Regions from separate parts of the Homo sapiens genome. Here region 2 is linked to region 1. Evidence: chromatin loops called from intact Hi-C (ENCODE). Cell type or tissue: PC-9. All regions are shown on one strand. Links, peaks and the distances in the headings refer to the core of each region. The heading gives the core; the rest is flanking DNA.

The links. Peaks named below come from ENCODE experiments on the same cell type or tissue, not always from the same donor. Only the 100,000 strongest peaks of a DNase experiment are listed, where the experiment ranks them.
Region 2: a loop joins it to region 1, with 5 times the contacts of the local background. A loop is called at or near these places in 10 of 110 quality-filtered maps.

What each region holds. Positions count from the first base shown.
Region 1 is chr16:15,989,931-16,000,490 of GRCh38, reverse strand. All of the region lies in intron 1 of ABCC1 (ATP binding cassette subfamily C member 1 (ABCC1 blood group)), which reads right to left. Among named protein-coding and RNA genes, the nearest start is that of ABCC1, 46 kb to the right of the region's middle. RefSeq lists enhancers at 8,068-8,599, 8,600-9,131, 9,664-10,196. In PC-9, for the core only: a CTCF peak has its summit at 3,809; a DNase peak (open chromatin) is centred at 3,620; H3K27ac peaks cover 2,500 bases.
Region 2 is chr16:15,871,864-15,885,143 of GRCh38, reverse strand. CEP20 (centrosomal protein 20) reads left to right here. Exons shown (of 5, transcript NM_144600.4): 2 at 939-1,136; 3 at 5,256-5,340; 4 at 11,517-11,653. It also overlaps the pseudogene RNU6-213P. Among named protein-coding and RNA genes, the nearest start is that of CEP20, 10 kb to the left of the region's middle. RefSeq lists enhancers at 5,378-5,672, 5,113-6,312. In PC-9, for the core only: no CTCF peak of the experiment used is centred there; a DNase peak (open chromatin) is centred at 5,413; H3K27ac peaks cover 2,500 bases.

The DNA of each region.
Region 1 (10,560 bases), core at 2,549-5,048:
AATTTCTCCAAGCTTCAGTCTCCTGATAAGTAAAAAGAGTCAGAAAAGCTGGACACGGTGGCTCATGCCTGTAATCCCGGCACTTTGGGAGGCCGACACGGGTGGATCACTTGAGCCCAGGAGTTCAAAACCAGCCTGGACAACATGGTGAAACCCGTCTCTACTAGAAACACAAAAATTAGCCAGGCATGGTGAACTCGCCTATAATCCCAGCTACTCAGTGGGCTGAAGCAGGAGATCACCTGAGCCTTGGAAGGTAGACACTGCAGTGAGACATAATCACACCATTGCACTCCAACCTGGGCAACAGAGTGAGAACCTGCTTCAAAAAAAAGGAAGGCCAGGAGCGGTGGCTCACGCCTGTAATCCCAACACTTTGGGAGACCGAGGCGGGCAGATCATGAGATCAGGAGTTCAAGACCATCCTGGCTAATATGGTGAAACTCCGTCTGTACTAAAAATACAAAAATTAGCCAGGCATGGTGGCATGCACCTGTAGTCCCAGCTACTCGGGAGGCTGAGGCAGAAGAATCACTTGAACCTGGGAAGCAGAGGTTGCAGTGAGCCCAGATCGTGCCACTGCACTCCAGCCTGGCGACAAAGCGAGACTCAGGCTGAAAGAAAGAAAGAAAGAAAGAAAGAAAGAAAGAAAGAGACAGAGAGAGAGAGAGAGAGAGAGAGGAGAGAGAGAGAGAGAGAGAGAGAGAGAGAGAGAGAGAGAAAGAGGCCGGGCACAGAGGCTCACACATTTAATCCCAGCAATTTGGGAGACCGAAATGGGAGGACAGCTGGAGCCCAGGAATTCTAGACCAGCCTGGGCAACACAGTGAGACCCCATTTCTTTTATTTTTCTTTTTCTATTTTTTTTTTCTTTTGAGACGGAGTTTCACTCTTGTTGCCCAGGCTGGAGTGCAATGGAGAGATTTCAGCTCACCGCAATCTCTGCCTCCCGGGTTCAAACGAGTCTCCTGCCTCAGCTTCCCGAGTAGCTGGGACTATAGGCGCCTGCCACCACGCCTGGCTAATCTCGTATTTTTAGTAGAGATGGGGTTTCTCCATGTTGGTCAGGCTGTCCTGGAACTCCCAACCTCAGGTGATCCGCCCACCTCAGCCTCCCAAAGTGCTGGGACTACAGGCGTGAGCCATCGCACCCAGCGAGACCCCATTTCTTTAAAAAAATTTTTTTGGCTGGGCACAGTGGCTCACGCCTGTAAACCCAGCACTTCGGGAGGCCAAGGTGGGAGAATCATGAGGTTAGGAGATGGAGACCATCCTGGCTAACACGGTGAAACCCTGTCTCTACTAAAAATATTAAAAAACAAATTAGCCAGGTGTGGTGGCGGGCACCTGTAGTCCCAGCTACTCAGGAGGTTGAGGCAGGAGAATGGCATGAACCCAGAAGGCAGAGCTTGCAGTGAGCCGAGATCGCAGCACTGCACTCCAGCCTGGGAGACAGAGCGAGACTCCGTCTCAAAAAAATATAAAAATTTTTTTTTAATTTTTTTAAAAGTCAGGAAAACACATCATTTGGAAGAGTTCTGGAGAGGATTCAATGGGACAATGTGTGACAGGTGCTGATACAGTCTAGAGACAATAAACCGTAGTAGCAGATACTAATAGTTGATAATAATCACCACTGCCACCACCACTGTATTGCCCAGAGATAAGAAGTCTAAAGGACAAAGAAAAGTTGTCCTTTCAAGCAAGAAAGTAAGCTACAGAAGAAACCAGAGAGCATTTAAGGACACCGGAACTCCAGGGAAGGAGAGGTCAGGAAACGCTGAGCAAAGGAAGGTGTTTCCCCTGCAGAAAGCAAATTGAAGAGCACAGGCTAGCTTCCTGCTCAGAGCCAGATGGCCAGCCCAGACCCAAAGGGCGGCTGTGGGAGGGAGCAGAAGGAAGGGAAGGAAGGCATGACGAGAGGAAATCTGACTCTGACCATGAACTATGACTGTTACAGAAAGCAGCCAACACGGGTCACCCCTGCCATCCACCCCCACATCACCTCCATCACAGCCCCTACAGCGGCCAACAGCATAGGTCACAAAGCTAAGATCATCTGAGGACCGGGCACAGTGGCTCACGCCTGTAAACCCAGCACTTTGGGAGGCTGAGGCGGGAGGATTGCTTGAGCTCAGGAGTTCAAGAAAAGCCTGGGCAACAAAGTAAGACCCTGTCTTCACCAAAAAAATTTAAAAATTATCCAGGCGTGGTAGTGCAGGCCTGTAGTCCCACCTACTCAGAAGGCTGAAGTGGGAGGATCTTTTGAGCCTAGGGGCTTGAGGCTGCAGTGAGCTTTGATCGTCCCACCCAGGCACTCCAGCCTGGGTGACAGAGTAAGAGACTGTCTCAAAGAAACAAAGTATCGGGACTGGGCGCAGTGGGTCACACCTGAAATCCCAGCACTTTGGGAGGCTGAGGAGGGCAGATCACTTGAGGCCAGGAGTTCAAGACCAGCCTGGCCAACATAGTGAAACCCCATCTCTACTGAAAAAGAAAAAAAAAATACATTAGCCAGCCATGGTGGCAAATGCCTGTAATCCCAGCTAGTCGGGCAGCTGAGGCACAAGAATCGCTTAAACCCAGGAGGTGGAGGTTGCAGTGAGCAGAGATCAGGTCATTGTCCTCCAGCCTGGGTGACAGAGCGAGACTCTGTCTCAGGGAAAAAAAAAAAAAAAAAAAAAAGGTATCGAGGCCTCCTGGATGTTCCTTACCGGCAGGGACCCTAATGTGTCCTTCTTTACTTTAACAACTCCAGGAGGTAAGAAGTGCGACTCTCACTACTGGAGGCTTCTGGGAAAAACGGTGAATAATGGGCAATACCTAAAGGCTCAAGGAAGGGACGATTCCCTGGCAGTCTGCAGGCCACTTGCTGTTCCCAACTCAAAGAATCACAGCTACCCGAGGCTGCTTCCTAATCTAGGGAAATCCAGCCAGGCCCACCACGCTCTGAGCAGAATCAGAAGGACCCAACTCTCCAGACACACAATTCAGCCACAAGAGATGAGTCCTGAACACGGTCACCGGTCACTGCACTGGCCCAGGGCCTGCCCTTTGGGGAACCTGGCCCACAGAAATCTTTACAGAGAAAGCGCAAGTCGGCTGGGCGCGGTGGCTCACGCCTATAATCCTAGCACTTTCAGAGGCCAAGGCAGGTGGATCACGAGGTCAGGAGATCAAGACCATCCTGGCTAACATGGTGAAACCCCGTCTCTACTAAAAATACAAAAAAATTCACCAGGCGTGGTGGCACAGGCCTGAGTCCCGGCTACGTGAGAGGCTGAGACAGGAGAATCGCTTGAACCCAGGAGGCAGAGGTTGCAGTGAGCCGAGATTGCACCACTGCACTCCAGCCTGGGCGATAGAGCGAGACTCCGTCTCAAAAAAAAAAAAAAAAGAGAAAGCGCATGTCCTCCCCAGCTCCCGGCTCCCTCCAACAGAGGCTTCTCCTTGCTGGACACTTCACCAGCTTGATCAAGTTGTGTCTCCATGCCCTCAGCCCTGACACTCAAAGAGTTGGGGACCCCGTCCAAGTCCGAGTGGCCCCTGACCTTTGTGTGTTCATAAAATTCCTGTTGCATAGCGTCATGTTTTCTGGGCTGAATGATGATGACTAAGGCACTAGGCATTGATCTAAGTCTTCCCATACAAGATCCTGGTGCTGACCTCCTTTCTGTACATGACCCTGGCCTTGACCTGCCTTCCTGGTTCAGCCCTGATTATCATGGAAGTCCTCGTGCACCGGGCAGCTCACTAACTTTGCCCTACACCCTTACTGCTCCCATCTGGATGGCACAGGTTCTGCACAGATGCTCCACCAGGGCCTGCAGGGATAAGGCAAGCAGGCCTGCAGGGATAACGCATGCAGCCCTGCCAGGGACCCAGCCAGCCAACTCCAGGACAGGAGGGAAGGCCACAGAGAGGATGGGGCAGACAACAGGCAGAAAAAGTGATTATGAATCTCAACTGCCACTGATGGGAGGTAATGAGGACATACTGTGTACCACAAGTTCCACTGAGGCCTGAGCATCCACTCCCAATTCAACCATCTCAATAACTCACAACCAGCTGGGTGCAGTGGCTCATGCCTATATTTCCCAGCACTTGAAGAGGCAGAGGCAGGAGGATAGTTTGAGGCCAGGAATTTCAGATCAGCTTGGGCAACACAGTGAGACTGTATCTCTACAAAAAAATTTAAAAACTTAGCTGGCCGGGTGGAGGGGTTCACGCCTGTAATCCCAGCACTTTGGGAGGCTGAGGCGGGCGGATCATGAGGTCAGGAGTTCGAGACCAGCCTGGCCAACATAGTGAAACCCTCTCTCTACTAAATGTACAAAAATTAGCCGGGCATGGTGGCGTGCGCCTGTAGTCCCAGCTACTCAGGAGACTGAGACAGGAGAATCGCTTGAACCCAGGAGGTGGAGGTTGTGGTGAGCCGAGATCAGGCCACTGCACTCCAGCCTGGACAAAAGAGTGAGACTGCATCTCAAAAAAAAAAAAAAAAAAAAAAAAACTTAGCTGGGCGTGGTGGTACACACCTGTAATCCCAACACTTTGGGGGACCGAGGCAGGAGGATCACTTGAGCCCAGGAGTTCGAGACCAGAGGTGGCAATGGAGTGAGACTCCCCACCTTCTACAAATAAAAAAATTTAAAAGTAGCCAGATGTGATGACGTTTGCCTTTAGTCCCAGCTACTCCAGAGGCTGACGAAGGAGGATCCCTTGAGCCCAGGAGTTCGAGGCTGCAGTGAGCTATGACTGCACCACCGAACTCCAGCCTAGGTGAAAGACTGAGACCCTGTCTCAAAAATAAATAAATAAGTAACTTGCAACAGTCGGGTTCTTATTGCTCAGTGGACATTTATCAGCGACTACTACCATGGGCCAAGGTCATGTGGAAGTAAAATAAAGTCTCCACTCTCACACAATTTCACTTTATGCAAAGCGGCCAAAACTACCAACAGCTAAAAAAAACAACTCTATGTATGCCCAATGGGAGCAAATGGCTTGAAGAAGAAGAAAGTGGGTGAAGCATAATGGTGGGTGGGCAGGTGCTAGTTCTTTATCAGGTAGACAGAAAGGGCCTCTGGGCCAAGATGACATTTCAGCAAAGGGCGAAAAGCAATGAAGAAACCTGTGCCGCCTTCTTCTGTCTATAGAAAGAGTAAGAGGGAAGATTCATTAGTTGCATCAGCCAAGCACCACTCTAAGTGTTTCACATTACATTTCATCCTCACACACAACTCTAGGACTCAGGTACTATAACGTAACCCATTTTACAGATACAGAACCAGGCCTGGTCATATATAACCTGCAAGCAGCATACACAGTCAGGAATTTGATGTTTCGTTTGTTTTTTGAGACGGAGTTTCGCTCTTGTTGCCCAGGCTGGAGTGCAATGGTGTGGTCTCGGCTCACTGCAACCTCCACCTCCCGAGTTCAAGCAATTCTCCTGCCTCAGCCTCGCAAGTACCTGGGATTACAGACGCCTGCTACCACGCCTGGCTAATTTTTGCATTTTTAGTACAGATGGAGTTTCACCATGTTGGCCAGGCTGTTGTCACATTTCTGACCTCATGATCTGCCCTAATCCCAGCTACTAGGGAGGCTGAGGCAGGAGAATTGCTTGAACCCAGGAGGCGGAGGTTGCAGTGAGTCAAAATCACACCACTGCACTCCAGCCTGGGCAACAGAGCAAGACTTCATATTGCAAAAAAAAGAAAAGAAAAAAAGAAAGAAAAAAAGCTAATTAATCTGCAGGGGGTAGGCCTGAAACCAGGGAGAGGAAGGCAACTACTATTTTTTGTTGTATTATCTTTCGTACTGTTTGAATTTTCTCCTCTGCATGATTTCTAAAATAATAATAAGAAAGCTAGTTCGCACTTCAAATAAATAAATAGCAGCAGGAATTGAAGGGTAGGACATTTCTAAATGCTGAGTTGGAAACAAAGAGAAAGCATGTATTTATTGGGTGCCAATAATAACAGCCAGAGTGATCACGCCAGGCACAGTGATTAAGTGCTTCCCAAGCACAGTCCATTTAAGCTTTCCAACAGCCCTACAAAGTCAGGACTATTAAAACTCTCCCCTTTCCTGGCAAGGGCTCTGAGGTCCAGAGAGTTTATGTAAATTGCTTGGGCTCGTCAACCTAGAAGAAACAGGGCCAGGATTTGAACCCACTGAGAGTCTGACACTGAGATCCACCACCTCTAAACCACGTGCTTGAACTCTAAGGCCTTTTGGTTTGTTTGGTCAGCTGGTTTTGTTTTTTGAGACAGGGTCTCACTCTGTTGCCCAGGCTTGAGTACACTGGCACCATCACAGCTCACTGCAGCCTCGATCTCCTGGGCTCCAGCAATCCTCCTGCCTCAGCCTCCCAAGTAGCTGGGACTACCTGGCACGCATCACCATGCCTGGCTAATTTTTGTATCTTTTGTAGATTCAGGGTTTTACCATGTTGCCCAGGCTGGTCTTGAACTCAGTCTGCCCGCCTCGGCCTCCCAGAGTGCCGGGATTAGAGGTGTGAGCCACCATGCCCAGCCAGAATTCTAAGGTGTTTGCAAGGTACATGGCAGACAGATGGAGCCTGAGGTCGCTTGGAGGCAAGATCTCCAGGGCCGGAGATCAAGTGAATGGCCTCAGGCCTCACAGATTCCAAATTCATCTCCCTAGAGCAGAGAAGCAAGATTTTGACTCAGACATGGAAACATTCTACAACTCTTCCCACCCACCCACCCCCGCATGTGAGCAGTGCAGGGTAGTGGTTAACAAAACAAGGTTCCAGGTCTAGGTTCCCGTCTCCACCACTTACAGATGTGTGCCCTCAAGCAGGGCTTCTTCAACCTCAGAACCGCTGGTATTTGAGCCCAAATAATTCTTGGTTGTCGGGGGCCATCCTGTGCATTGTAAGATACTGAGTGGCGTCGCTGGCCTCTGCCACTAGATGATAGTAGCACTCCCCACCTCCTCAAGTTATGACAATCAAAACTGTCTCTAGACATTGCCAAATATCTCCAGAGAGGCAAAAATCATCCCTGCTGCCCTAAAGCAAGTCAGTTCACCTCACCAGGCCTTGATTTCTTCATCTGTGAAATGGGACTAATTCTAGAACCCACCTATTACAGAGTTTAGAGAGTTATCAGGAGGGTTCAATCAGGTGACCCAAGTGCCAGGTTGCAGGAGCTGGTGTTCCCGGCAGCCAAGAGACGGATTAACACAGATAAGTGCAGGGTTCCTGTCATGCATTCATTCATTCAATCTATCATTCGATGACTGTTTATTGAGCACCTACTATATGCCTAGACCTGGGCTAGTCACAGGCATGGGGGAAAATCAGAAACGATATCTCTGTCCTCTTAAGACTCATAGTCCATCAAAGATGAAAGCTCACAGATAAGAACATAATGACAAAGAGCAGTACCTGCTGTGAAGGAAAGAGCAGGGGTGTCAGGACAGGAAGCACCAGAGTGGCGGTCTGGGCAGATGACATCCTAGCAGACTGGAAGGGTCAGGAAGAGCTGGCTGTGCAAAGATCTCGGGAAGCACATACCAGGCAGAAAGATGGCACAGGCAAAGGCCACAGTGGGGTGGGGTGGGGGGAGGATATGGCTGCACCAATGAGCTAGGACCCAAGATTGGGCGGGAGAAGTCACCAAAGGCCACCACATAGCCAATCTTGGAGGCATGGTACAGAGCATGGATTTTTTGTTCTAATTCTCACAGGAGGCCCTGGGAGTGCATTAAGCAGGGTCATGGCATCGCCTAATTCACATATTAAGACAGTGGTCCCTGGCCAGGCACAGTGGCTCACGCCTGTAATCCCAGCACTTTGGGAGGCCGAGGCGGGAGGATCACCCAAGGTTAGGAGTTTGAGAGCAGCCTGGCCAACATGGTAAAACCCCGTCTCTACTAAAAATACAAAAATTAGCCAGGCACGGTGCCATTGTGCCTATAATCCCAGCTACCCAGGAGGCTGAGGCAGGAGAATCGCTGGAACCTGGGAGGCAGAGGCTGCAGTGAGCCGAGATTGTGCCACTGCACTCCAGCCTGGGCAACAGAGCAAGAATCCATCTCAAAAGAAAAAAAGACAGCCATCCCCTTTTTGGCAGCAAGGATAGGTTTTGTGGAAGACGATTTTTCACAGACAGGGTAGGGGATGATTCGAGTGCATTACATTTATTGTGCACTTTATTTCTATGATTACATTGTCATATATAATGAAATAATTATACAACTCACCATTATGTAGAATCGGTGGGAGCCCTGAGTTTGTTTTCCTGCAACTAGATGGTCCCATCTCAGCTGTGATGGGAGACAGTGATAGATCATCAGGCATTGCATTCTCAAAAGAAGCACACAGCCTGGATCCCTCGCGCACACGGTTCACAGCAGGGTTCGCGCTCCTATGAGAATCTAATGCCACAGGTGATCTGACAGGAGGCAGAGCTCAGGCGGTGATGCAAAAGATGGGGAGCGGCTGTAAATACAGATGAAGTCTCACACGCTCGCCTGCCACTCACCTCCTGCTGTGTGGCCTGTGGCCTGGTTCCTAACAGGGCATGCATGAACTGGTGCCAGTCCGTGCTCTGGGGATTGGGGACCCCTGTATTAAGAGACCCTAGGAGAAGATCCTAGGGGAGATGGGAAAGGAGGCTGCAGCCATTGTCAAGGCAACGAAAGGGGTGACAGAGAAGCATGGTTCAAGGCCACTGCAGAGTCGGCGTGTATGGCCTTAGCACATTTACTCCTCCCCGTAACTCTAGGAGAAAGGTGAGGACCAGCAAGGTGAAGGAACAGCCCATAAGTGGGGATGCAAGGATGTCTGACTTAGATTCCATCCCGAGACAGGCACAGTGAGTACAGGTGCTGCTTTGTGACACCGCAGAGTCTACATTCACTGATCCACCTAATGAATGTTGATGGCCCTGCAGCTCCGCCCGCAGTGGGGGTCCTGCTTGGCGACACTGAGCTCTGTCCTGAAGCCCCCAGAAGAGCCGAGAGGTGCCATCCTTGCGGAACTTCACTCAACCCTGAGCTCGCTGGGGCTACTCTTCTTTTGCAGAACAAGCCCTGTACTTTTCATGTATATTGCAAGAATGAAAGGGGTCTGGAGTGGCGCTCTGTTTTGCCAACGGAAAATTAAGAAAAGGGAAAGAAGAGAAATAAGATTCACCCCACCACATACCCATAGCCCCCCGCACCCCACCACACACACACACAAAGCTTCCCTGCGATTTAGAGGCACAGGTGGCCCTAGACCCTGAGACACCCAAATTCCACTCCCTTGAGCTGGACGCTAAACGCCAGGAGGCACTAGCACTGCTGAACTAGAGACGACAGCAGTGATCTCCTAATCTCAGCCACACATGGGCCCTGAAGAGATATCTGCACTCCCGTGTTCACTGGAGCGTCACTCACAGCAACCAAGATGGAGACAACTAAATGTCTATCCGTGGTCAAGTGGACAAAGAAAACATGATCTATACATGCCATGGACTATCGCTCAGCCTTAAAAAGGAAAGAAATCCTGGCCGGGCGCAGTCGCTCACACCTGTAATCCCACCGCTTTGGGAGGTCAAGGCAGGCGGATCACAAGGTCAGGAGGTCGAGACCAACCTGGCTAACACGGTGAAACCCCATCTCTACTAAAAATGCAAAAAAAAAAAAAAAAAAAATTAGCCGGGCGTGGCGGCAGGCACCTGTGGTTCCAGCTACTCGGGAGGCTGAGGCAGGAGGATGGCGTGAACCCAGGAGGCGGAGCTTGCAGTGAGCCGAGATCGTGCCACTGCACTCCAGCCTGGGAGACAGAGCAAGACTCTGTCTAAAAAAAAAAGGAAAGAAATCCTGCCATTTGCAACAACATGGATGCGCCTGGAGAACATTATGCTAAATGAAATAAGCCAGGCACAGGAAGACGAACACTGCAAGATCTCACTCACATGTGACATCTAAAAAAGACAAACTCATAGAAGCAGAGAACAGAATGGTAGTTGCAAGGAGCTGGTGGTGGGGGAAACAGGGAGGTGTTGGTCAAAGCGTATAAAGTTTTGGTCATACAAGATGAGTCAGTCAGTCCTACGGTCTACTGTACAGAATAGTGTCTATAGCTCACAATACTATATTGTATACTTAAAAATTTGCTGATGGCCGGGTGTGATGGCTCATGCCTGTAATCCCAGCACTTTGGGAGGCCGAGGAGGGTGGATCACTTGAAGTCAGGAGTTCAAGACCAGCCTGGCCACTATGGTGAAACCCTGTCTCTACTAAAAATTAGCTGGGTGTGGTGGCAGACGCCTGTAATCCCAGCTGCTTGGGAGGCTGAGGCAGGAGAATCACTTGAACCTGAAAGACAGAGACTGCAGTGAGCTGAGATCGCACCACTGTACTCCAGCCTGGGTGACAGAGCCAGGCTCTGTCTCAAAAACAAAACAAAAAAAAATTGCTGAATGGTGCCAGGCACAGTGGCTCACACCTGTAATCCCACCTACTTGGGAGGCTGAGGTGGTAAGATCGCTTGAGCCCAGGAGTGGGAAGCTGCAGTGAGACGTGATTATGCTAATG
Region 2 (13,280 bases), core at 4,476-6,975, 120 kb after region 1:
TAGTAGAGAGGGGGATTTCACCTTGTTAGCCAAGATGGTCTCAATTTGCTGATCTCGTGATCCGCCCGCCTGAGCCTCCCAAAGTGCTGGGTTACAGGCATGAGCCACCATGCCCTGCCATCAAGGTTTTTACACAGTAACCCAACAGACTTCTTTTATGGAATGTAGTTGTTTTCTTTAATCATCTTTCTAGACCAGAGGTTGTTAGTGACAAGCAGAACCTGTGTGCAGTGGCAGACACTCTTGAAAATATATGAGAGACTGGGGCTTAAGTTCAGGTCTCAGTAAGCAACTATAATCCTATCCCCCGCCTTTTCCCCTCACTAAAGAATTATGTATTGGCCGGGCACGGTGGCTGACACCTGTAATCCCAACACTTTGGGAGGCTGAGGTGGGTGGATCACGAGGTCAGGAGATTGAGACCATCCTGGCCAACACAGTGAAACCCCGTCTCTACTAAAAATACAAAAAAGAAATAGTTGGGCGTGGTGGCACGTGCCTGTAGTCCCAACTACCCTGGAGGCTGAGGCAGGAGAATTGCTTGAACCTGGGAGGCAGAGGTTGCAGTGAGCTGAGATCGTGCCACTGCACTCCAGCCTGGGTGAAAGAGCGAGACTGTGTCTCAAAAAAAATAATAAATAAAATAAAAAAGAATATGTATTAGACTACAGCCCCTGACAGTGCTGATGATGTAGGAATAAACTTGAATTTGCTCAAATATATTAAGACTAAATCACTGCAACATGAGAACTATATGTTTTAGTATAAACATGGCTGGTGGTAGTGTAATTGTTTAATAATTTGTCACAATGTTTAGATTAAGAGCTGCTTGAGAGCTGTTTTTGTACCATTTACCTTTTCAACATTTCTTTTCAAAGTATGCCTAAGAATGACAAATTTACTCTGTAACTGAAGCCTTAATATTTTATATCGAACAGTTTTAAAGGACACCTTGGAAAAAAAGGGGGTATTAGGGCATTTAAAAGCAAGGATCCGAGCTGAAGTTTTCAATGCCCTAGATGATGACCGTGAACCCCGACCATCATTGTCTCATGAAAACCTTCTAATTAATGAATTAATTCGAGAGTATTTAGAATTCAACAAATATAAGTATACAGCATCTGTCCTCATAGCAGGTAAGTGGTTATTATTTATCACATAAAATCTGTTTCTCCCCTTTCCCCAATTCTCAGAAACTGTTTATCCTAGAAATCTAATTCCCTTACCAGATAGTGCCATCTGGGTGACTGGGACACAAAAATCACATGGGTTCTTTCTGTAGCTTAAACAGATTCTTACAAGAGAAAATACATAACTAAATAATCACTTAAACTAGGCATATACTTGGAAAAATCATCTATAATTCCTGTAACCGAGAATAAACAATTGTTGACGTTTTGTCCTGTTTGCCACCAGTTTTTTCCTGTGTATTAAGCTTTAAAAATATACGCTGATTAAGTATATTATTTGTTAAAAAATAGGCTGGGTAGGTGGCTCACACCTGTAATCTCAGTGCTTTGGGAGGCCGAGGCAAGATTACTTGAGCCCAGGAGTTCGCGACCAGCCTGGGCAACACAGGGAGACCCCATCTCTGGAAAAGAGTTTTTAAAATTAGCCATGCATGGTGGCACGTGTCTGTTGTCCTAGCTGAGGCTGAGCAGGGGTCGGGGAGGGGGTGATCATGTGAGCCCATGTGCTCTGGGCTTTAGTGAGCCATGATCGCATCACTGCACTCCAGTCTGGGCAACAGAGAGAGACCCTGTCTCTTTTTTCTTTTTCCAGAGACAGAATCTCACTCTGTTGCAAAGGCTGGACTGCAGTGGTGCGATCATGGCTTATTGCAACTTTCACCTCCTGGGCTCAAGCAGTCTTCCTGCGTCAGTCTCCTGAGTAGCTGGGACCACAGGTGCATGCCTCCATGCCCAGCTAAATTTTTTTATTATTTATAGAGATGAGCTCTCACTATGTTGCCCAGCCTGGTATTGAACTCCTGGGCTCAGGTGATCCACCTATCTCACACTCCCCAAATGCTGGGATTACAGGCATGAGCCACTGCACCCAACCCCTGTCTTTTTTTTCTTTCTTTTTTTTTGAGACGGAGTCTCACTCTATTGTGATCTCAGCTCACTGCATCCTCCGCCTCCTGGGTTCAAGCAGTTCTCCTGCCTCAGCCTCCCGAGTACCTGGAACTACAGGTGTGTGCTGCCAGGCCCGGCGAATTTTTGTATTTTTTAGTAGAGACGGGGTTTCACTATATTGGACAGGCTGGTCCAACTCCTGTCTCTTAAAAGAAAAAAAACTGTCCCTGTCTATATATAGATATGTAGATATATGTCTATTTGTGTGTGTGTGTGTGTGTATCTAGATAGATAGATAGATAGATAGATAGATAGATAGATAGATAGATAGATATAATGGAGATAAAACTTTGAAATATTACTACTATGTAGTGCTTAGGTACATTTACAAATGTATGTATCTAAAAGCATGGTATTTATAAAGGACTAGGCTGGTATATTAGGTTGTTTTTGGATTGCTATAAATAAACACCTGAGACTGGGTAATTTATGAAGAGAAGAGGTTTTTTTGTATGTTTGTTTGTTTGTTTGTTTGTTTTGAGACAGAGTCTTGCTCTGTCACCCAGGCTGGAGTGTGGATTGATCTCGGCTCACTGCAACGTCTACCTCCTGGGTTCAAGTGATTCTCCTGCCTCAGCCTCCCAAGTAGCTGGGACTACAGGCCATGCCCAGCTAATTTTTTGTATTTTTAGTAGAGACAGGGTTTCACCGTTAGCCAGGATGGTCTCAGTCTCCTGACCTCGTGATCCGCCCTCCTCGGCCTCCCAAAATGTTGGGATTACAGGCGTGAGCCACCGCACCCGGTTGAAGAAAAGAGGTTTACTTGGCTCACGGTTCTGCAGACTGTACAAGCATGGCACTGGCATCTGCTTAGCTTCTGGGAGGCCTCAGGGAGCTTTTGCTCACTGCAGCAAGCACGTTACATGGTGAAGGCAGGGGCCAAGGGTGGGGAAGGTTAGTGCCACACACTTATAAATGACCTGTTCTCATGAGAACCCACTCACTGTGGTAAGGACAGCACCAGGCCATGAGGGATCCACCCCCATGACCCAAACAACTCCCGCCAGGTCCCACTTCCAACACTGGGGAGTGCGTTGCAACATGAGATTTGGGCGGAGACAAATATCCAGACTCTAGCAGCGGGAAACTCCAAACTCATCCTAGTGATAGGAGGCAGAGAATGATATTGGGGGTTGGGGGTGGGGAGATAAAGATAAATTCCCTTTATCTGTTGAATTTTATTTCTTGAGAAATAAATTTGCTCTTCAAGTGTAACAGTTATTGAGTGGTGAGAATATTTTTAATATCTTCTGCTGACTTTTAAATGTCTTCTTTCAAAAAAGTGAGGAGAGACTGGATGGATATAAATAAGTCAGAATCCTGGTTACCCCTGGACTTGGTGGGGTGGGGGATGCAGCTGGGGGTTGGTCTGAGGCACCCTGAATGTGTGTCATCGGATTCCCTCGTTTCAGGTTCCATCTCTGCTTTGACTACTTCATGCCTCAGCAAAGAAGCGAGGCCAGGAAGTAGATTTTGCAAGAGAGAATGAATTCTTTGTGAAGTTAGAATTTTTCGTTACAGATCCTTTATTTAATATTAAACATACGTCTGAACTACATAAAGACTCATGATTTTTATGGTTTAAGGATCTTTGATATCAGCATCTCTGCTTTCCTTTGTTTGTTATAGATGGCTGTATGATACCAGTTACACCCAGAAAAGAAGAAATTATGAAAATAGTGGGGACTTGGGATTCACTAGAATGAAATATAGTGACAGTAGTCAAGTTTTCATATTAAATGGTTTGGCTTTTTTTAAAAAACTGGGATATAATTTACATACAATAAAATTTACCTTTTAAACTGTACAGTTCTGTACTTTAGTCAAATGCCTGCAGTTGTGTAATTACTACCAGATCACAATCAAGATATCACCAGCCTTTTTGGCACCAGGGACTGGTTTCATGGAAGACAATTTTTCCATGGACCTGGGAGGATGGTTCGGGATGATTCAAGCATACTCCATTTATTGTGCATTTTATTTCTATGATTGTGTTGTAATATATAATGAAATAATTATAACTCACCATAATGTAGAATCAGTGGGAGCCCTAAGCCTGTTTTCCTGCAACTAGATGGTCCCATCTGGGGGTGATGGGAGGCAGTGAGAGATCATCAGGCCTTAGATTCTCATAAGGAGTGCACAGCCCAGATCCCTCGCATGTGCAGTTCACAATAGGGTTCACGCTTCTATGAGAATCTAATTCTGCCAACAGGAGGCTGAGCTCAGGCAGTGATGCTAGTGATGGGCAGCAGCTGTAAACACAGATCAAGCTTCCCTCACTTGCTTGCCCACTCCTCACCTCCTGCTGTGTGGCCCAGTTTCTAATCTGTGGCTCGGGGGTTGGGGACCCTTGCTGTAGATGGAACCGTACATGATGTAGCCTTTTGAGTCTGCCTTTTTTCACTTAGTGTAATACATTCAAGATTCAGCCATGTTTGTTTTTCCTTTGAACACTGTTCTATTGTGTGGCTGTGCTAGTTTGCTCATCTATGACCAGTTGATGGGCATTGAGTTGTTTCTAGTTTTAGCAGTTAGGAATCAAGCTGCCATAAACATTTACATACAGGTTTTTGTGAGAACATAAGTTTTCATTAATCTTGGGTAGAAAGCTAAGAGTGAGATTGCTGGGTTGTGTGGTTAAGTGCACGCTCACCTTTATAAGAAAACTGCTCAACTGTTTTCCAAAGTGCCTGTACCATTGTGCTTTCCCACCAGCAAAGTGTGAAAGTTCCAGCTGCCCCACACTTCAGGTTAACTTTAATTTTTATTTATAAGTATTGTCACCAAGTGGATATTCTTTTCAAAAATAAGTTATTGATAAACAGACTTCCAAAATTTAGTATTATAATTTGGATATAGAAATGGTATTTTTCCAACCAAACACTGGGGAATTTAAAAAGTGAATTTATGTTAAACTGTATTAAGACATGCATTTAACAAAAGAGATATTTTGAAAGTCATAAAATCACAGGCAATTTGATCTGTCTTGGTGTGTGTTGTCATCATTCTTCCAAAATCTAAAAAGTGTATGTCTGGTAAATGTGATTCTTTTCAAAATCTTATTTGCTTTTTAGTTTAATAGACTGAGTGTTCTCATGAATTTATTTCTCCCAGAATCTGGTCAACCTGTAGTTCCGTTGGACAGACAGTTTCTCATCCATGAACTAAATGCATTTGAAGAATCAAAGGATAATACAATGTAAGACATTTTTTTAAAGAAGTTTCCACATATTGTATTGAGTCATAATTGCACCATGGTGGTTTTACTTCATTTTAATTCAAGTATTTATTCAGATCTAGTGTGTGTCAAGCATTGTCCTAAATCCAGGGTGTGCAGCAGTGAATAAGTCAGATGAGATCTGTGTTTGCTGAAGCTACAATTACATGGCTTCAGAGTGACTCAGCATCTTCTTTCTGGAGTTAGCTCCTTTTGACTTCTTGATCCTTTGTCCTTCTAAGGCTTTGTTTGTTTTTTAATTTATAATTTCAACTTTTATTTGTATTTTCAAATTATTTTTGTAGAGGCAAGGCCTCGCTTTTTTGCCCAGGCTGGTCTCGAACTCCTGACCTCAAGTGATCTTCCTGCCTTGGCCTCCCAAAGTGCTAGGGTTGCAGGTGTGAGCCCTCCATGCCTGGCCTCTGAGACTTTGCCTTGTCAGTTGTTTTCTTCATATTTAACTCTTCCTTCACTCCAACTTAGGAATGTACTCAGATCTCTCCTCTCCTAAAACAAAAACAAAAACAAAAACAAAAACTATGAACTTCCAACCCCAAGCTTCTGCTCGAATACCTTTTTCTACCAAGATTACTGAATCAGCCCACTGCTTTCGTTACTATTACTCTGTCCTTTGCCCTCTGTGTACCTCCTCTCACCAACTATGCTCTTGAAAAGGAGGATGACCACTTTCTAGTTTTCTTAGTTTTTTTCTATTTCAGTGTTTCTTAAACTTTTTCTGGAGAGTCCCTGTATAGCCAAAAAAAAAAAAAAAAGTACATAGGAGACCTGAGAACATAGCTTAAAGCAGCCTTTTTTTAAATCTAGAACTTTCTTTGAAGCCTTACGTTTTCTCATCCTAAAAGTTCTTAAGGCCAAGTGAGGTATCTCGTGCCTGTAATGCCAGCACTTTGGAAGGCTGAAGTGGAAGGATCACTTGAGCTCAGGAGTTCAAGACTAGCCTGGACAACATGGGGAAACCCCATCTCTAGCCAGACGTGGTGGCTCATGCCTGTAGTCCCAGCACTTCAGAGGCTGAGGCAAGTGGATCACCTGAGGTCAGGAGTTTGAGACCAGCCTGGTCAACATGGCGAAACCCCATCTCTACTAAAAATAACAAAAAGATTAGCAAGGCATGGTGGCGTGTGCCTGTAGTCCCAGCTGCTAGGGAGGCTCAGGCATGAGAATCGCTTTAACCTGGGCAGCGGAGGTTGCAGTGAGCCAAGATCACACCACTGCACTCTAGCCTAGGTGACAGAATCAGACCCTGTCTCAAAAAAAAAAAAAAAAGTTCTGAAAGTTGTTTGCTTTACTATATAAATGTTTTAAATGACATTCCAGTTAAATCTAACTCTCCCACAAATCCTTGTGTAAAATTAATGTTCCAGGATCATATACTACCTTTGTCATTGTGTGTATAGTGAAGTCCCTGTTGCTTAGCGTAGCACTTTACACCTCTTTCTACCCGTCTGTTGTTCTATCTGCTCACACCTGATTTCTGATTATGCCTGGAAGACACTTTGCAACTTTATGCTGCTTTGCCTTGTAAACCATTCCCTTATCCTAGAAGCCCTACATCACCTTTCTCCCTCTTCTATTGGAGCATCTTAACTTCTATTGGAGCATCTTTCCTTTCTGTTGGCCCTGTTCAGATAGTAACTCCTTTATGGCATTTTCCTCTTTCTCTTCCTCTCATCTTCCCTTGTTTCTTTTTTTTTTCTTTTTTCCTTTTTGTGAGATAGGGTCTCGCTCTGTCGCCCATGCTGGAGTGCAGTGGCCCCATCTCAGCTCACCGCAATCTCCTCCTGGGTTCAACTGATTCTGCCTCAGCCTCCTGAGTAGCTGGGATTACAGGTGTGCACCACCATGCCCAGCTAATTTTTTTTCATATTTTTTTGTAGAGATGGGGTTTCACCATGTTGGCCAGGCCGGTCTCGAACTCCTGGCCTCAAGTGATCTGCCCACCTCCACCTCCCAAAGTGCTGTGAGGTTTTTTTGTTTGTTTTTTCAAGGCAGGGTTTCACTCTGTTGCCCAGGTCTCTAGAGTGCAGCGGCTTGATCATGGCTCACTGCAGCCTCGAACTCCTGGGCTCAAGCGATTCTCCCACCTCAGCCTCCCATGTAGCTGGAATTACAGGCATACGCTGGCATGCACCATCATGCCTGGCCAATTTTTGTATTTTTTTTAGAAATGGTGTTTTACCATGTTAGCCAGGCTGGTCTCCAATTCCTCAGCTCAAGTTATCCACCTACCTTGGCCTTCCAAAGTGTTGGGATTACAGGCATGAGCCACTGCACCTGGTAACAAGTGTTTTGAAAAGTATAAAAATTGTATAATTGAGAACAGTGGGAAAAATAATTGGGGGAATCTAAGCGTGACTTAGGATGAGCAGTGAGTTATTACATCATTTAATACAAGACATCATTTTACATTTAGCAGTTGATGGAAATAAGCAATGACTATTACTGGCTTCTTGGTAGCTTTTGAGATACCTACTTCAGATGAAAGTATTAAGAAGTTTGTGCTCACTTTAACAGCACATAAACTAAAATTGGAGCGGTACAGAGATTAGCATGGCCCCGGCAAAGGGATGACACGCAAATTCGTGAAATGTTTGATATTTTTTTAAAAAAGAAGGCCGGGCGCATTGGCTCACGCCTGTAATCTCAGCACTTTGGGAGGCCGAGGCGGGCAGATCACGAGGTTAGGAAATGGAGACCATCCTGGCTAACACGGTGAAACCCCGTCTCTGCTAAACATACAAAAAATTAGCCGGGCAAGGTGGCGGATGCCTGTAGTCCCAGCTACTTGGGAGGCCGAGGCAGGAAAATGGGCGTCAAACGGGGAGGTGGAGCTTGCAGTGAGCCGAGATCGTGCCACTGCACTCAGCCTGGGCGACAGAAGCGAGACTCCGTTTCCAAAAAAAAAAAAAAAAGTAAGTTTGAGAGAGGATGAGGAAGCAAAAAAAAAAGTTGCTAAAACGGCTTTATTTTTTAAAAGTTAGGTAACTTCTTTAAGCCCTTGTTTCTCACACTTCAGTGATTGGCATTCACAGAGTTTGCCATAGTCACATATTACTCATATTATTTACTTACAGATCTGCAGTGCTGCATCTGAAACCACTGAGGCCAGATACATGTTTGAAAATCCAAATGCTGTCGGGTTTTAAAATGACATGCCTGTAGTCCTAGCTACTTAGGAGGGTGAGGCAAGAAGATTACTTAAATCCAGGAGATTGAGGCTGCAGTGAGCCATGATCTTGCTGCTGCACTCCAGTGTGGGCCACACAGCGAGAGTTCTTTTTTTTTTTTTCGAGACAGAGTCTCACTCTGTCGTCCAGGCTGGAGTGCAGTGGCGTGATCTCGGCTCACGGCAACTGCCGCCTCCCAGGTTCAAGCGATTCTCCTGCCTCAGCCTCCCAAGTAGCTGGGACTATAGACGCATGCCACCACGCCTGGCTAATTTTTTGTATTTTTAGTAGAGACGGTTTCACCGTGTTAGCCAGGATGGTCTCGATCTCCTGACCTCATGATCCTCCTGCCTCGGCCTCCCAAAGTGCTAGGATTACAGGTGTGAGCCATCGGCCCAAGACTTCAATTCTTTAAAAAAAAAAAAAAAGTAATATGGTACATCTACCAAATACTACATGTATGTGCCAGGGAGTCCTAAAGTAGTATTCCACAATCACATTAATATTTTCTTTCTCTTTTTTTTTTTTTTTGAGTGCAATGACATGATCTCAGCTCACTGCAACCTCTGCCTCTTGGGTTCAAGTGACTCTTCTGCCTCAGCCTCCTGAGTAGCTGGGATTACAGGAGCATGCCACCACACCCGGCTAATTTTGTATTTTTAGTAGATACGGGGTTTCTCCATGTTGGTCAGGCTGGTCTTGAACTCCCGACCTCAGGTGATCCTCCTGCCTTGGCCTCCCAAAGTGCTGGGATTACAGGCTTGAGCCACCACACCCAGCACATTAATGTTTTCACACAAAGTAAGATAAAGTCTGTAATAGCCTTGTTAATAGCCTTGTTAGGTCAACCCTTGCCATCTGATGATTTTTTGCCAGATATATGAAGAGAATCCAGTTTTCAGAATTTTGCATTTCAGAATTACAGGCAAGTTATTGTGAGGCCGCACTTTTCTTTATCTTTTTGAAACTTATTTTAAAAGATAAACCTTAATCCATGAATTTGCAAGTTGCCTCTCCCTTCTGCACTCAAGCGATCCTCTCACCTCAGCCTCCCAAGTAGCTGGGACCACAGGTGCATATTACCTTCTGTGGCTAATTTAAAATAAAATTGCTGTAGAGCTAGGGGACTCGCTATGTTGTTCAGGCTGTCTCAAACTCCTGTTTGAGGCCAGGCTGGCCCCCCAAAGTCCTGGGATTACAGGCCTGAGCCCCCATGTCCAACCCAAAATTTTAATCACAAGTACATTTTTTTGAATATTTATTTAAAAAATAAAACTTTTAACATTTAAAAATCATCTTGAACCAGTTAACACTTTGGGGAAGATTAAAGTAAACAAAGAGACCTGTTTTATATTACTAGGTGACGCTTTCATAAGAGTTGCGGCATCTTATTAAATAAAGAAACTTACTTTCCTGGTTTCCCTGTGGCATGGAAAAATTAGTGTGATATTATTCCAGAATTTGGTAGCTTAGAACAACAACATAGATTATTTGTGGAATATTCGGGGATTTGGGATTGGCTTAGTCACGTAAGTCTAGCTCAGGCTCCCCCTTGAGGTTGGAGTCAAGATGCCAGCCAGGGTTGTAGTCGGAAGCCTTGAATGTGGCTGAACTATCTGCTTCCAAACTCATAATGATATTGACAGGCGGCCTCAATTCCTTACTGCATGTAACTTTCCAGGGCTGCTGAAGTGTCCTGAGGCATCTGACTTCTCCCAAAGGCAGCAATCCAAGAGAGAAAGCAAGGAGGAAGCTGCAGGGCCATTACCACGTGGCCTCTGAAGTCAGCTTTGTGCCAGTTAGAAGTGAGTTCAGCTCACACTCAGAGGGCAATGAGATTCCATCTTTGGAAGGGAGCGTCGTACTGTAAACCATTATACCAGCTAGTAAATAGATACATATCTCAAAAAATAAATCCTCCCCACAAATATATACACCTACTATGTACCCACAAAAATTAAAAATAAAGATTAAATCCTTTTAATTGTGTTTTCAAATTTGAGATTGGAAACAAAGGAAAACATTTCCATTGTACCACTCTTGATTGTCAGCAGAGCAGCTTTCCTTGATGCAAGAGTACTAATATAAATTCCCAGGCAGCACACTGTAAGGAAAACAATATGGGATTTGGGGTTCAAGTGTAAACTTTGTTTACTATCTGGGGGAATCTCTAGCAAATCTCCTGGCTGTGGTTTTCTCCTTTATAAATTGCAGTTGATGATCTTGACATTACACGATGAGGATTAGATGAGAAGAGGTATACGTTCTGTAAACTATAAAGAAGATTTTAAAATAATAGGTAATGTAAATATTAATCTAAATAAATGTTAGCTACACAGGAGCTAACATTTATATACCATTTCATATGTGCCAGGCACAGTAAAAAACACTTGACATTTATTAACTCATTTAGTGCATAACAGCCCTATAAGGGAGGGACGGTGCTTATCCTAATTTATAAAGGAAGAAACATTTATGAGGCTGGAGAGGTTAAGAATCTTACACAGAGTCCCACAGCTAGCAAATGGCAAAGCCAGAATTTGAACTCAGGTCACCTGGCTCTCAGGACCTAAGACTTTTTCAGGGCAAGGACTTATTAATCAAGAGGTGTTTATTGAATACCTGTTGTGTATTAGATGGGGTTAGGTATTGGGAAATACTCTACTGGACTTTGGAGTTTAAAAGAGATTCCTGTGGATTGATAGAAATGATATTTCAGTGTAGATGAGGTTTAAGTTGTTAACATGTTTTCTCTGGGTTTTAAAATTGTCATGAAATTAAGTGGTACTCTTAAATTTAAAAGTATGAACAATTTGCATTTTGGATAATCATGCCGCTTTTTAAAGTCTAGTGAATCACTTGGTCTTTTTGATGTCAGAGGTTACCTTTTAAAGAATAAATGTTTTAAGCTTTTCCCGTTTATGCAGATTTATTAGCTTTTGGTTTTGTTTTGTTTTCTTCCTGCTATAGACCTCTTTTATATGGGATTTTAGCCCATTTCTTGCGTGGAACTAAGGATGGCATCCAGAATGCATTTCTGAAAGGGCCTTCACTTCAGCCTTCAGACCCAAGTCTTGGCAGACAACCTAGTAGAAGAAAGCCAATGGGTATGAGTTTTCCAAGATTCATCATTTAGCTGTCAGCAAATATGTTTTCTTCCTATATATTTTTCTTTTGGAGTCTTTACTGAGCTTTTGAGTCATAGTTTAATTCTGCTTATATCTAATATGTCTAGCCTATGTTACTCCAAGAAACAGAATGCTTTTTGTAAAGAATCTTGGACAGGGAAGGGTGGGAGGCATAACTGGGCAGAATTCTTAGATGTAATTTCTTTATAGAAGTATTTAAAACTCTGGGCTAGGCACAATGGCTCATGCCTGTAATCCCAGCAGTTTGGGAGGCCGAGGCAGGTGGATCGCTTGAGGCCAGGAGTTTGAGACTAGCCTAAGTGACATGGTGAAACCCCATCTCTATTTTTTTAATTAAAAAATTATATTAATTAAATTTAAAAAAAAACAAAAAAATACTGAAAACTCCAATTTTCATGTAAATTGTAAGTATTTGGAGCAGCTTAGATCCTTGGTATACTGAATAAATAGCTTTTTATCAAGTGATTATTTTTTTTCCTCTCCATGACTGCAAAATAAAAGGTAAGATTGCTAAATACAGATAGAGAAGTCATTTGCATTTTTAGGATACTGTTTATGTTACAGTGGAAGTTACCTACAAGTTACAGATTGTTAGGAGAATCGCCCACATTTCTTTCAGATTGCCTGTTTTTTAAATGAGCTTTTGGTAGCTTTTAAATTTTTATGTATTTTTTTGAGACATAAAAATACATAAATTTTTATGTATTTTTTTGAGACATAAAAATACATAAATTTTTATGTATTTTTTCTAGTCACTCTGTCGCCTGACTAGAGTGCAGTGGTGCTATTATAGCTCACCGTAACCTTGAACTGCCGGGCTCAAGCAATCCTCTCACCTTCTTGCCTCAGCTTCCCAAGTAGCTAGGACTTCAGGCACCACACCCAGCTAATTTTTTAATTTTTGTGGACATGGAAGTCTCAACCGTGTTCACTAGGCTGGTCTTGAACTCGGTCTTAAGTGATTTCCCACCTCAGCCTCTCAGAGTGTGGGGGTTACAGGCACGAGCCTGTACCTGGCCCTGACTTATTTTGATTATCCCAGCAATGGGATCCCATTTTCACCATTTGAATTGAGTGGGTTATAGCTCAGTGTTTTCAGTTGTGGTAGAGAGCTGATCAATTTTTTTTTTTTTTTGAGACAGAGTCTCGCTCTGTCGCCCAGGCTAGAGTGTAGTGGTGTGATCTCGTCTCACTGTAAGCTCTGCCTCCTGGGTTCATGCCATTCCCCTGCCTCAGCCTCCCAAGTAGCTGGGACTACAGGCGCCCATCACCACACTCGGCTAATTTTTTGTATCTTTAGTGGAGACAGGGTTTCCCTGTGTTAGCCAGGATGGTCTTGATCTCCTGACCTCATGATCCGCCCACCTTGGCCTCCCAAAGTGCTGGGATTACAGGCTTGAGCCACCGCGCCCAACCAAGAGCTGGTCAATTTTTAAGGACAGTTAAAGGTGGGGTTTAGGCTGCCAATTATCAGAACAAATGTAAATCTTGAATGTTGACACGAACTTTTAGGAAACTTTTAGGAAACGCCTAAAATGTGGATTGCCTTTGTAGTTTCCTAAACTGCTATGACCAGTAGTGACCG